Regions from separate parts of the Mus musculus genome. Here region 1 is linked to region 2. A link is a loop called in an ENCODE intact Hi-C map of the cell type or tissue named here. Cell type or tissue: left cerebral cortex. All regions are shown on one strand. Each heading gives the region's core, and the rest is flanking DNA. Links, peaks and the distances in the headings are about the cores only. Region 1 holds the start of Smc3 (structural maintenance of chromosomes 3). Region 2 holds the start of Gm30990.

What was found. Peaks named below come from ENCODE experiments on the same cell type or tissue, not always from the same donor. Only the 100,000 strongest peaks of a DNase experiment are listed, where the experiment ranks them.
Region 1: it touches region 2 in a loop (3-fold over the local background); 1 of 42 quality-filtered maps calls a loop at or near these places.

What each region holds. Positions count from the first base shown.
Region 1 is chr19:53,596,930-53,604,254 of GRCm38, reverse strand. Smc3 (structural maintenance of chromosomes 3) reads right to left here and starts at 3,859. Exons shown (of 29, transcript NM_007790.3): 1 at 3,701-3,859; 2 at 2,697-2,772. The coding sequence starts at 3,715. In left cerebral cortex, for the core only: a CTCF peak has its summit at 4,353 (motif pointing left); DNase peaks (open chromatin) are centred at 2,922, 3,285 and 4,212; H3K4me3 peaks cover 1,392 bases; H3K27ac peaks cover 1,405 bases.
Region 2 is chr19:53,900,872-53,908,196 of GRCm38, reverse strand. It overlaps Gm30990, which reads left to right and starts at 3,593. Exons shown (of 8, transcript XM_030251154.1): 1 at 3,593-3,614; 2 at 4,125-7,325. The coding sequence starts at 3,593. The coding sequence ends at 5,326. It overlaps Pdcd4 (programmed cell death 4), which reads right to left and starts at 4,846. Exons shown (of 12, transcript NM_001168491.1): 1 at 4,709-4,846; 2 at 642-748. The coding sequence starts at 684. In left cerebral cortex, for the core only: a CTCF peak has its summit at 4,070; DNase peaks (open chromatin) are centred at 4,020, 4,381, 4,882 and 5,266; H3K4me3 peaks cover 2,500 bases; H3K27ac peaks cover 2,233 bases.

The sequences.
Region 1 (7,325 bases), core at 2,842-5,341, 300 kb after region 2:
ACTTTTAATTGTAAAAAGACTTTGAATTTTAAAAGAGGTGGATATTTTAAAGAGATTGAAATTTTAAAAATATGTAAAGACAGTGGGATGTTTAAAGTTATTTAGATCTTGGGGATGAATAAGAATGTAAGGGTTGAGGCTTACTAGTGATGTGTTTGTGTGTCAAGTTGACAAGGGGTCAACTATACTGGCTGGTTTTGTGTCAACTTGACACAGCTGGAGTTATCACAGAGAAAGCTTCAGTTGAGGAAATGCCTCCATGAGATCCAACTGTAAGGCATTTTCTCAAATAGTGATCAAGGGGGAAAGGCCCCTTGTGGGTGGGACCACCTCTGGGCTGGTAGTCATGGTACTATAAGAGCAGGCTGAGCAAGCCAGGGGAAGCAAGCCAGTAAGGTACGTCCCTCCATGGCCTCTGCATCAGCTCCTGCTTCCTGACCTGCTTGAGTTCCAGTCCTGACTTCCTTGGTGATGAACAGCAGTATGGAATTGTAAGCTGAATAAACCCTTTCCTCCCCAACTTGCTTCTTAGTCATGATGTTTGTGCAGGAATAGAAACCCTGACTAAGACAAAGAAATTGATCCTTTTGTTGTACTCTCTGCCAGAAATGCTACATAAGTAACTGTCATAGTATACTATTTTAGGGAACAATGATAAAAAAACTGTAGATTCACAAGGGTAGTTTTTCCTTGCTCTAATGTATCTTCAGTTTGTCTTTGTCAGATCTGAAGACTGGAGACAAGGACATACAGGGCAAACAATATTTGGGCAATCACAGAGGCAAAGATCAGCTCAAGAGGTATTTGCTTTCAAATCTTTTATTTTAGGCTCAAAATCATTAAACAAGTTGGGTTTTTTTTAGGTTTACTTATTTCATCTTCTGTGTATGTGTATCTTACCTGCATGTATGTATATGCATATCATGCATGTGTGTCTGGTGCCAGGAGGTCAGAAGCATTGATTGGATCCCCTCAAACAAGTTATGAATGGTTATGAACCACCATTGTGGGTGCTGGGAATCAAACTAGGTCCTCTGCAAGCGCTCTTAACTGCTGAGCTTCCTCCCCAGCCCATCACTATATATTTAAAAGACAACTTCACTGCCTAACTACTTCCCACTTTCTTCCCATTAATAACAACTTCCCATCTGTCTCACAGTGAACAGCACCAGGCAGGAAAAGTAGCATCAAGAAAGGAGCTTTATCTTAGTTAAAACATAGAAGAATTCTTACTTTCCTCTCAAAAGAAACTATGTTGCAAGCAAAGGGAAAGAACTACTGCTATCTGACTAAAACAAAAATACTTAACAGACCTCATAGACATGATTCTAGATAGCAATCACTATCTCCACAGATGACAACCACACAACTGAAATATTAAGGCATTTTTCAGCTTAGAAGTATAAGAAATATCATAAAACCTAGTTATTATTTCTTTTTCTCCATTTTTAGGATTTTCAGACTAGCAAACACCAGGAAGCTCCTATAATGAAATGCAGCAAAAGCCCAGTACAATGGAGATGCTTGTGCTGCGAGTTAGTCGGTTAGCACCCTCTGTAGCTCAAGCACAAGGAGAACAAACAGCAGGCTACTCTACTCTCACAAAGGGGGCAGCCCATGTACCAACAGCAGAAAGAGCCTAGCCTCCAACCGTCCTGCCACAGACTACATTCATCTTCAATTCCTCAACTCAAGAGTCCTCTCACTTTAGCCTCTTGAGTAGCTGGAACTAAGTAACCACTCCTGGATTTCCTTCGTTGTTTTCTTTCATATGTTATGTAAATAATGCCTTGTTCTCTAAAGGCCTTCTGTGAACACTGGCATTTTTTTCCCCTCGACTAAGTCTGCTCGCAGATCTCACCTATCCTGTACTGACAGTGCTAGATAAGGTCCCGATGAGGCCCCATCAGAATTCACTCCTGCTGGTACCAGAAACCCCAACCTCTATTCTCCAGGACCACCTAGCCCACTGTCTAGAGTACCTCATCTGGCTGGCCTAGCAAACTGCAACTAGGACACTGTAACAGTCAAACCACCAATGCCAGAACCTCTCAAGTCTAGCACTAACTTCATCCATCCTTCAAAATTCAGTGGCACGTGGTTTCCTCAGCAAAACGGAGACTTTAAACACCAAAAAAACCTTAACTAAGTACTGTTAATGGCAACAATCATGTGAGCTTTAATCTCAAATTTCCATATCCCTTCTCTTTACTCTTTCCAATGGCCTTCTGAGACAGGTAGTGTCTGTTCACGTCTCTCATAAAAACTCACACTCACAAAGAAATTGGCAAGGGAAAAAGACCACAATCTGCAAATAAGCCATCCTTCAAAGAAAGTAACAGTGATGGACTAAGAACAAAACAGGCGACACCCTCTCATGTAAAAGGTTCTGAAATGAAGACACATCATCAACATCCTACACACACACACACACACACACACACACACACACACACACACGCTAGGCAAACATTCCACTACTTAACTTACACCACTGGGCTCCAAAATGATTTATCCGTCTGAGTTACACAAAAATTTTATTTTTATAAAATAAGCAATTCATCGGTGCAGACACGAAACAGGTAATCCCATGGAGGAATATTAACATTCAAAGACAACTCCCGTCTCCCCTGGCCTGTCACGTCTATCGGTAGCAATTCTAAGTCTAACATGGTAAACCAAGAACACTTACTTACCGATGACATTATGTTTGGAGCTGAAGGGATCTACAATTGTTTGGTCTCGGTAACTTCGGAAGCCCTGGATGATCACCTATTAAAGAAGAGACAACCCTTGAGAACACAGAAAGCACTTCTAGGGCAACATTCTTTCCTTCTCCGTCTCTTGCTTCTCACGCAAGGCAAGACAGAAACGGTCCACTCGGCGGAGACCATTGCGATCGGGAGCAAGCAAGTTAAAGATTCGCTAAACCCCTTCCGACATGGCCTGCAACCCTTGCTGGTGCAGGGCTGCTCTGGGAGAAGCTCTCCAAACCCAGCGGCTTCGACCCCGAGCTCTGCACGACAGTAAAGGTCCAGACAGCAGGCAGGCGAGCGGGCGGGCGAGCGAGCTGGTCGCAGCTTGCCAGCCTGCGAGCCCAGTGAGAGGGCATCCTTCAGTCAAACCACTGGCCAGCCCCAATGAGTCCATTGAGAAAAAGAAATAAGATAATAAAAATTAAGTGAAAAGGGGATAGATAGGATCGCAACGCTCCGAGCCTGACCCGTCCAATAGAAAAACGTCGCCCAGCGCGTGTCCCGGGGGCTCGGCGCTCGCGCGCGGGAAGAGCATTTTGACAGAAGTAAACAACCGAGTGAGCAGGCGCGACGCGACCTGCTGCGAGGGTCCGCCCTGCTGGGGCAAAGCCTGAGGCAAGGCGGAGAGAGCCTGCAGCCCAGCCCGGGGCCTCGCGAAGGCGGTCCATGCACCGCCATGCCTGCCTGCAGAACGACGCGGCCTCCCAGCAGCTCGCAGCAGCCCGCGGCGCCCGAGGAAGCCGGGCCTCCGCCTGCAGCCCGCCGCGCCCGGTCCCGCTCGGCTCCGCTCGGCTCCACGCACCGCGCCCCGGGGGAAAGCGCCGACTGCAGCCCGGCGCTCGGCTCGTCAGGGCCCCGCTCCTCCCCGCCCCCCCAAGCCCAGGCCGGCCCTAACCCACCCGCGGCGCGCTCCGGGACACCCCGCCGCCTCTCACGGCCCTTACCTGCTTGATGTACATGGCTCCGCGCCCCTCGGCAGGGGGAAGGCGTCGCCTCAGCACCGCAGCAGCGCGGCCGCAGGCTCGGAAGACGAGCAAGACAGCCCCCTCCTCACAGCGCTCCGCTCGCTCCCGCTCGCTCCCCCTGTGGCCAAACAAAATGGCGGCGGCCGCGGAGGCGGGGCCCGCGCGTCGGGCGGAACCACGATGGAAGCGATGCGGATCGCAGGGGGAGTCTGGGCCGGTTCCACTCTGTCGCGTAGGAAAGGCCCCTCTCCCGCGGCCCTCTTAGACGGACCTGATCTGAGAAAAGGATTTTCTTATCCTCTTGTTTTGCTGAGAATCACTTGGGAGTCCGACTCGGAGGAGCCCCGCTCCAGAGGCCGGCAGGAACTACCTCCGGACGCACGGACTATGGTCGCGCCCGTGAGGGGCGGGGCCTGCTCGGCGCCAAAGCCTGGAGTGAGACGAGCGGAGCCAATCGCCGAGCGCGCCGGAGGTCACGTGGTCGCCGGGCCGCTTAAAAAGGACGTGGCCTGTCAGCCTAGCGCCCGACTTGAATGTAGGTCTCATTGTGACTGCCTGGGGTTCTGAGCTCAGAACCTCCGCGCTTCCATTATTCTCTTTATTAGCTCAGAGCGCCTCCTGCTGGTTCCGAGCCTCCTGACGGCTCTGAGAGAACTGGAGGACGCTAGGACATTTGAAGGGATTGATTTAGGGAGGTTGTCTTTAGTTTTCCAAGCCCCGATTTCACCTTGTAGCTAAGGATGACTTTAAACTCCTTATAGAAAGACCTGTACAATTGCCACAAATAAATTTCTTGAAATAGGTAAATTAAAAAAAAAAGAAAAAAGAAAAAAAAAAAAAAAAAGGAGCCGGGGTGGTGGTGCACGCCTTTAATCCCAGCACTCGGGAGGCAGAGGCAGGCGGATTTCTGAGTTCGAGGCCAGCCTGGTCTACAAAGTGAGTTCCAGGACAGCCAGGGCTACACAGAGAAACCCTGTCTCGAAAAGAAAGTAAGAGAGAGAAAGAAAAGAAATAGGTAGGTACTAGGGTCAGTCCCTAAATGTATAGGATTTTTTTTAGCCCTGGCTTTCCTAGAATTCGCTCTGTAGACCAGGCAGGCCTCAAACTCAGGATCTGCCTGCCTCTGCCTCCCCAGTGCTGGGATTAAAGGCTTATGCCATCACTGCCCGGCTAAATGTATACAATCAGTGTAGGGAGTAGAGTTCTGGGCAACTCTAAAATTGCCTACTGGGAAATAAACAAACAAACCTGGACGACCTAATAAGGTCCTGGTCACCATTCCTGCTTCCTGAGGCAGTTCTCACCCTCAACATGTCTACGAGGAAGGGCAAATCTTGTGCCCTACTGGGAATCCTTTATCTGAAACTCTGGCCAAATTCCACCCAAAGTTTGAGGGAAAAAAAAAAAAAAAAGAAAAAGTATTAAAAGAGAAAGAAAAGAAAGAAAGAAATTTAATTTAAAATTTCATTTTGGGAGTTAAGGACCTCTACCCCTGTCAGTTTGTGAGGGTTTGGGGTATATTATAAACAGAATTCTAAGCCTTCATTCAGTTCCTCAGGATGACGGCTGGGTTTGCAGTGCAGTTGGTAAAGCCCTAGTTTGTCATACAGGAGGTCTTAGACGCTTCCCCAGCACTGGGTAGCCTAGTGGCACACATCTGTGATCCCAGAACCCTGGGAAGGTGGATGCAAGATCAAAAGTTCAAATTCATCTACTGCTTAGTGGGTTTGAAGGAGACCCTATTTTTCAATAATAGTGAAGTCACCAGAACTTTTATGATGGTTTCCACTACAATGAGATTTTTACTTTCCTTCTTAGGCCTTTACACATTTTATGAACTTTATTCAGTTAGCTTGTATAATCATATAAATAGGGGAAAAAGGTTTTTTTTTTTAAATCTCTACAATATCAAATAAGTGATTTTAGACTATTGCCTTGTTTATATTTATTGTCTCTCTCCATGATAGTAAAATCTAAGAGATGAAGAATTTCATTTTGTTACTATTGCTCTCTTCAATTATTTTGCACAAAGTAACCAAATCTTATGAAGGGAAAATGCACAGAGGCCAAGTTCTTACCACAGTGCCTGGCTCTCCTGGCTTTTAACAGTTATCACAGATTACTAAGTATCAAGCGATATAAAATGAAAGTGAAATAGACGCCACAAAGAAATACTATTGAAGGGGGCTGGTGAGATGGCTCAATGGGTAAGAGCACCCGACTGCTTTTCCGAAGGTCAGAAGTTCAAATCCCAGCAACCACATGGTGGCTAACAACCACCCGTAATGAGATCCGATGCCCTCTTCTGGTGCCTGGTGCGTCTGAAGACAGCTACAGTGTACTTTACATATAATAAATAAATAAATAAATAAATAAATCTAAAAAAAAATACTATTGAAGCCGGGCGTGGTGGCGCAAGCCTTTAATCCTAGAACTCTGGAGGCAGAGGCAGGCAGATTTCTGAGTTCGAGGCCAGCCTGGTCTACAAAGTGAGTTCCAGGACAGCCAGGGCTACTGAGAAACCCTGTCTCAACACTCCCCCCCCCCACACCCCCCCCCCAAAAAAGAAAAGAAATACCATTGAGCAATAAAAAAGGATGCATTCTACAAACATGAATGAATTTCTTTTTTAAAATGCTAAGAGAAGGAAGCTGGCTACACAAGGGCTACAGAGCACATGACTGCATTCAACACCAGATAAGATGGTTGTAGGGTCTTTGAATCAAAAGGTTTAAGATAATTATACATGCCAGGCAGTGCTGGTGCATGCCTTTAACCCCAGCACTTGGGAGGCAGAGACAGGTGGATTTCTGAGTTTGAGGCCAGCCTGGTCTACAGAGTGAGTTCCAGGACAGCCAGGGCTGTACAGAGAAACCCTGTCTCGAAAAAACCTAAAAAATAAAATTAAAAAAAAAAAGAATTATACATAACATTGATAGCACTTCATAGTAGCTGAAAACTAAGGGTACAGGTAGTTTATATAGAAGGCACTCTCAGCCAGCAGAGTAATGGGGTCCAGGAGAATGAGACATTAAAGAGAGAAAAGCCAGGAACTTCAACCAAGGAGGTCCTCTGGGGTCAATCCTGGGGCACTCAGTGGAGATTGGGACAAGGTATATTGTCATATGGAAGCACAGGGCAACTTGGGAACGACCTTCAGGCCCTTGCCTTGCTTTTGAAGGTCAGCTGTGCTCGGCTGTGCAGCCTCCCTCTGCCTTAGAGAAAGAAAGAAGCAGAGAACTGAGTTGTATTGTTATAGCACAGAAAAGGTCAGCTTAGGAACTTTGAGAAGGTCATGAGACACTTGTCCCTCCGGAAGGGCGAGGCTAATTAACATTTCAACAACAGGACAGACCCTTTGCCCACCTACAGACAAGGGAAGTCCTTGTCACCTCATTCCCTAAAGACCAATCAGTTTAAAGGGTGCACTGTTCTGCCAATCATATTGTGCCTAGTTGCTGATGCTCTATTCTGCCCCTGGAAACCATATAAAAAAACTCGCTAAACAGGTCCTGGGGGCTGCCTCTCCTTTGGATCTGGGACAACCCCAGTGCACTGGAACAATAAATTCCTCTTGCTTTTTGCATCGATCCTGGCTCCACAT
Region 2 (7,325 bases), core at 2,978-5,477:
CTCCAGCAGTTTTGTTCCAGATGGGTAACCCAAGCCAGAGACAAATCACCCAAACTGTCTGGTGCCTAATTGTAATGATGATAATTACTATTATGATGTAAAGTTGACATATATGACTTTAAAAATTTAATCAATCTAAAAAGCATAGACTTATTCAATCCTTTTAGATTCTTAGCAAAAGTACAAATGTTACTAAGAAAACGCTGCGATCCAAACCAAGCACACTCAGTGTGTTACAGCATTTCATTAGTCTCTGTCTCTCAGCCTTCCATCTTCAAAACAGACTCCAAAGTGAACAGAGTGGTTTTCTAAAGCATGCCCTTACTGAAAAACTCTCAAAGCTTTCCACATGACCTCAGAATAAAGTGTACAAGTTCTTACTGTGTACCGTAGCATCATGCACACTGTCCCTGCTAAGCGCACCACACTCAATACTTTTAAATGCAAATATTCCAACTTCACTAGACATCTTTCCCTGTCTTTTGAAGATCTTTTACGAGTTTCTGCTGCCTTTTTGCAGAGCTAGGATACCTTATGCATGGCTAAAAAAGTACTTTAAACGTTTTACTCTCATTTTCCCCACATAAAATATGGAATAGTTTCAAGTTTGGTCACAAGGCAGGGGTTAGGACACTACTCACCAGTGGGGTTCACATTCAGTGTCTGCTCATTTTCTATATCCATTTTTCCTTAATTTCGCTTGCACTGATTATACACAACTTACTAAATGCAAGTCTTCCTTGAGGATCTATTTAAAAAAAAAAAGAAATGAAAAAGGTTCAACGGCTTCTAAACTGACACAATTAAAGTCAACTTACTTGAATAAAATGAAAAAAAAAAAAAAGCCTAAGTCCCTTTTTAGGAATTTGCTATGCTTTCAAAGTTAATCAAATTAATACTTAGCTCCAAACTTCTCCAAGAGCTTTTCTGAGACAAAGAGAAGGAAGAAAAAGATTGAGATAAAAATGCATCAGATTTCAGCATGTGCCAATGAATCCCTTAAATGTAAGGTTTAAAGAAATGTTTGTAACACACATAGCTTTTAACTTAAACATACACACCAAATCTCTTAAGACTCCCCCCACCTGTGGGTGTGTGGGTGTGGGGGGGGGTGTGTCTGGATGTGTGTGTGTGTGTGTGTGTGTGTATGTGTGTGTGTGTGGTGTATGGTGTGTGTGTGGTTGGTGTGTGTGTGTGTGGTTGTAGTGTGTGTGTATGTGTGTGTGTGGTGTGTGTGTGGTGGTGTGTGTATGTGTGTGTGTGTATGTGTGTGTGTGGTGTGTGTGTGGTGTATGGTGTGTGTGTGGTTGTGGTGTGTGTGTGTTGTGTGTGTGGTGTATGGTGTGTGTGTGGTTGTGGTGTGTGTGTGTGTGTGTGTGTGTGTGTGGTGTGTGTGGTGTGGGGTGTGTGTGTGGCATGTTTGTGTGTGTGGTGTATGGTGTGTGTGTGGTGTATGGTGTGTGTATGTGTGTGTGGTGTGTGTGTGTGTGTGTGGTATGTGTGTATGTGGTGTGTGTGTGTGTGCATGGTGTGTGTGGTGTGTGTATGGTGTGTGTGTGTGTGTGGTGTGTGTGATGTGTGTGGTGTATGTGTGTGTATGCTCTCAAGTGCTTGCAAGCCACACTGTGTTTAGGTAGCTGTGCAGAGTAGAAGTAGGCACTAGATCCCCCAGAGCTGGACTCACAGGGAGCTGTGAGTTAACAAATGAGAATGCTGGGAACCAAACTCAGGTCCTCTGGAAGAACATTATGCACTCTTAACACATGTTCCTCTTTCCAGCCCACATTTAATACAGTCTTAAAGTTAACTTTACATCCACATACAGGGACATAAGTATTGGGTAACTCTCTAACAAAATCTAAAATTTACTCCAAAATAAAAACAGCAGTTTTGACTAATCAAGAATATTTCATGTACTGATCTTTTCTGACCGCAGCAGCAGCTGTAGGGTCATTACCCCGCCCACTACACTTTTTATGAGGCGCTGAAACAGGAAGACGTTTTTTAAGTAACCCTTTCTCTTATGTGATTTATATTCAGCATGTCGCTTCTATAATCTAAAATTTTCATTTAAAAAAACACTCAACCTACTTTAAGAACAAATAAAAGGCAGACGTGGTAAAACCACATCTGTAATCCAGCACTAGAGGCAGCACAAGCAAGGATCGGCAGGAGTTTAACACCTCCACAAGCGGCCCTTGTGTGCTGTGGTGGAGAGCAGACAGGTGATAGAACTTAGATGACACGCGTAAGACCCTTTAGCTCTATATCGTTTTTCTCTAAAAGGATATTAACTTGTGAAACAAGAATAGCACCTGATGTTGAATTCATGTCGTAACTGTTAGGCTACATCAAGATGTTATCATCCTGCCCAAGAGAACATGGTAAAAAGCATTCTCTAATTCTACTCAGAATTAACTAACATGCAAGTCTACATGGCTGCTTACTTCATTTTAAACAACTTAGGATCTAGAAAAATGAATTTTAAAATAGATACACAGAGAGTCATACAAATATAAGACCAAGTGTAGTTTGGAAATGGAAATTTTTGCTACCTTCCATGGCTGAAAAGGCCATGTCCTGCTTTCCTTCAGTGTGTGCATGAATTACATGCTAGAGAAAGTCTGTCAGCTCTGATGTGATTTGAATTTAACACTGTGAAGTGTGATTTTCATTCTAGATGCAAGTATAGTCTCTGAGGAAATATTTTCTGCAGCATCTGTCTAATAATGGGGGAAATATAAGTAGTGCTTATCAAGCCCTTTGACATTCACAGTGAACTAATTGTGTAAGCATTATTTCATGAGCTTCACGTATTCCCTTTGCACACAACTCAAGAGGTTTAGAAGGAAAGGATGTTCTCTGCAAGGTTGTTCACACTGGGTGAACGACCACGAGAACCCAGACGCTGTACATTCAGTACATGAGCTTAGAGTGCCTTACAAGGAAGTCCTTCTTAGGGTTAACAAAAAGCAGCTTTTAACAACGTGGACTTGTACACCAACTGTTAAAACTGCTTTCCAATCACTAAAGATATGATACTGAAAACAGCTATCAGGAAATAACTATCACATGATATGATGTTTTATTAATTATAACAACCAAAAAATAGTTCTATCTCCAGACCATAACAACTGGATCAAGCAGTCAAGACGCAGACACACCCATAGCTTCACAGCTGTTCTAAAGGACAGTATGTGACACTCTCTTCAGTGGGCTTTTTTTTTTCTTTTAATTTAACGATCCTTAAAATACTTACCTCAACCTTAGGCAAAACAACAGCAACAACAACAACAAAAAAATCTAAATTCCATTTGCTCCACACTAATCTATACAAAATCATTTCCCATGGGGTAAGGGGAAGCTATGTATACAGCTAAAAACGATTAAGCTGAAATTAACTGTTATCCAGTGCATTTCCTAAATGCCCGATAAATTACTTTGACATTTTGGAAGTCAAGTTTAGACCACATGTTAACTAGAAAATGACCTTAATTCTTCCCTGGGATGCAGTCACATTAATTAGCAACTTGCATTCTGCTAAGAGCACTCTACAACAATAACGCAAAAGCAACCACTACTGAGAGCAACCATGTACATTTATTTTTGCAGCCGTAACAAGTATTTTATTTTCCTCTACTCTTACCACGAGATAGATATAGATATATAGATAGATATCGCACGCATATTATGGATATAAATACGAGCACGAATATATATGCTAGGGCCTTCCCCTAAAATTTCAAACTCTTAAATCAAGAGTATTACAGCTGTGAAGCTATCAAAATGTCTTAAACGCAGCTCGTAGGCCTCACACCCACCCCTCACCCAGGCCCGGAGCCGCATTTTGAATCATTCATAGCAGGTAGTCGACTACAGAGGCTGGTTTACAGAGCCAGTTCCCAAGGAGGGGCTCGGGGAAGATAGGCGAGACCTACATCTGCAGTTCTGAGGCTGTTCAGGGAAAGCAAAAACAAAAAACCAAAACCAAAAACCAAAAAGCACGCCCTCTACGTACATTACAGTAGCGGACAGCCACGGGCAGCAGACACAGCATGCGTTCACAGAGAGGGGGCTCCCTTCTCGGCTTTGTTTTCTCTAGGTTGTATTGTACTTTTTTTAAGGGACCCTGTACAGGAGACTGCAAGGAGGAGTTGGCACAGGGCCGGGAGGGCAGCTGTCCCCGCCCCGTGCCCGCACCGACCGACGCCTGTCCCGCAGGACCCCAACCCTCCGGCAGCGGGCAGGGCCGGCCGAGGCGGACCAGGCCTCGGTTCGGGGCACCGACCCCTCACCGGATCTCCGTCCGGACGACACCCCTCTCCTACCGTCCCGTCCCCCGCGTCCAACTGCGTCGGACCGGGCGCCCGGAGGCTCCTCTCACCGCGAGCGCACGCAGCCACGCACGCCCGGCCGCCGGGGATGGGGCTGCGGAGGAGGGGGCGGGCCCGTGCTGCAGCTCCCCGGCCCGACCGACCCGGCCTCGGAGAGCGAGCACCGGCAGCTCCCCGCAGCCCCGGGCGTTGGGCGAGCGCCGGTGGCCGGAGGGCTCCAGGGCCAGCGTGGACAGGGACCGAGCGTCCCGACCCCCGCGGCGAGGCCTCCACGCCCCCTCCCCCTCCCAACGTGCGGCAGCCTCCGCCGACCCGGGCCTAAGGGACGAGGACGCCGCCCGCCCGAGCGTGCGAGCCGCGCCCACAGTACTGACCCCCTCGGGCCGCCGCCGCTCGCCCGGGTCTCCGGTCCGCCGGGCCCCGACCCCGTTCCTCAGCCTCCGCCGCCGCTGCCTCGGAGCGCCTCTGGCCCCGCTCGCTCTGTTTGTTTTTGTTTTGTTCTACCCAGTAACACGGGGGCGACGGCGTGGCGTCTATTGGCCGAGAGGAGGACGTCCCGCAGCCAATCGTGGCGGCCGAGCTGCAGCCGAGGCGGCGAGGCAGAGCTAGGGGAAGTGAGACGTGGAAATAGGGGCGGGGCTCAGGGGGGCGGGGCGCCGTCGGCGCATGCGCGCTGGGCTTGGGACCCGCTCGGCCACCAGCCAGAGTGGGGGTTAAGTGCAGAGGGCCGGGTTGTGAAAGCGGGCGGAGGGCTGTGCCGGGCTGGGGGCTGGGGGCTGGGGCGCGGCTCGTGGACCAGACCGGCCAGTCCTCTCTACAGGGCGTCTCAGCCCAATTCTAGGGCGGTTGTGGATTTCCTGAGGTCCCCACTATTTCTGGGCGTCTGGGAGAATCTGCAACCACTACTTAACTTCTGCCCGCTGGTCCTTGCTCTCGCGTGGCTCCTGCCGTGTGTCCACGTGCTCAGGAAGTTTCTCGCAGGAAAAGCCTAACCCCTTTGAGATAAAAATCGCTCCCTTTTCCCAGATAAAGAGATACAAAAACTGAAGTCCCTTTGCTAACCAGCCAGGCCACTATGGTGCTTGCATTCTTTCCAAAGCTGGGTTTCTCAACCATGGCTATGGTTTGTGTATTGAATCAGCCCTCTCTAGCTGTCTTCTGTGACGTTTCCTTCTGGCTGCCATCTCTAGCCTTCATTTTGTCTCGGATGTTATCGCCTGAGATAATGTGCAGCACCGTATGTTCTTCCTGTGCACCTGGAAAGTGACTGACCTGCTTTCTCTGGCCATGTTTACCTTTAGTCTGAATGGCAATACCAGAATGTTTCCCTTGGTCTTTTCAGAACTGAACTGCTCGATAGCAACCACCATCCCCTAACGTGGGCCTTTCTACCCCGGCTCTTACTGCCTGGTGTTATCTAATGTTCTTCACACACACACACACACACACACACACACACACACACACACCTTCACAAGCTCCCCACTGCCTCCCTGGAGTGCCTGCTTCTCAGCAGACACCCTAGAGCCCACAGTGCGACTTATAGGCTTCAAGGCTATGTCTGCACACCCTAACCCCTGGATACCCGTCCTCCTGAACCCACTTGGACAGCTCACTGCTCCGCATCCTCCCTTGTGTCTTGCCAGGTCTTTTATCATATCATCTCGAAATGTCTCTCCTAGATGGCCTCTCTGCCTGGTACATCTTATCCAAGTCTCTCAGCCTCCCTCAGTCTTTATCAAGTCTCATGCCAGTATGATCCATTTTCTGAAACCTGATTCCGCGGAGCACCAGCCAGTCTGCAGGGACTGAGGACATTCTGCCCGGCATTGTTTCATCTGAGTCCCAGTCCTGGCTTGTCCCACAAGCCCCGTGTCTCACTCACCCTTAGTATGGTGAGCTTGAGAGGTGCTTTGTAGATATATTATACCCATGTAATAAGTACGCCTTGTGCGAGCTCACAGAGAATCCCAAAAGTCAGTAGTCATCACCGGCTCTTGCTCGGGACTTCCTCACATGGCCAGCATCTAAAGCGTCACTTGGCACATGCTACTACATCCAGGCTTTATAAGGCAACTATCCCAAAATCAGGAGATAAGAATAAACAACTCCCATTTTTAAAAGGGAATCTTGGACCTTTAAAAGAGTCTGTTTAGGAAATCTGCCCCCTGGGAAAATATTGTCTAATTGCTCCCTGGGGGGGAAAAAGGCCTAGTAGAGAATAAAACATTCAAATCCCTTCTGCTAACCATCTCCACCCTCACCCTGATACCTGAAATTCCCAAACACACCTTAGTATGTGGTTGACCAGTTTGGACAAAATAGGAATGATGTTCTTGTCCCAGCTGCTTAGTCTCTCTCTATAACAACCCCACTCTCTCCTCAAGACTTGTTTCTTTACCAGTAAAATTCAGAAGTACATGAATTTTTGTAGTACTTTAATAGGCATCCTGAAAAAAAAATGTAGGGGAGAAACTGTTTCATGGCCACGTCTTGGAAAGAACACCTTTCAACCAAGTTACATTTTCCTTTACTCCTAACTCTTTGGCAACTTTGGTGGCCAGCCTATGAAACTCAATGTCTCTCTATTTATTTAAACACAGAACTCTTTTTCTTCAAGATATCCTGGAATGTGTTGCAAGAAACCACTTTGGGACTATAGATGATGACAGACACTATCACCGACATTCCTTCCAGCCACACTGGATCCAGGAAACCTGTGCTGTTACAGCTAAATGTTCTAAAAGGATAAACATGAAAGAAATGCACTAGAAATAGGAAAGTAACCAGGTACCAAGAACTCTTGCAGAGCAAATCAATCTGCAGCTATTTATTGGCTGCCCAGTCTGTGAAAAGCACCTAACTAATCCAGCTGTGCTCTTGGCAAACTATAAAAGAAGTCATAATCTACTTCAAGGGTTCTCTGGGATTCGTTCAAGTCCTAACACCTTGAGAGGCTCTGCCAAGAACTTAGATAGCACCACAGGAGTC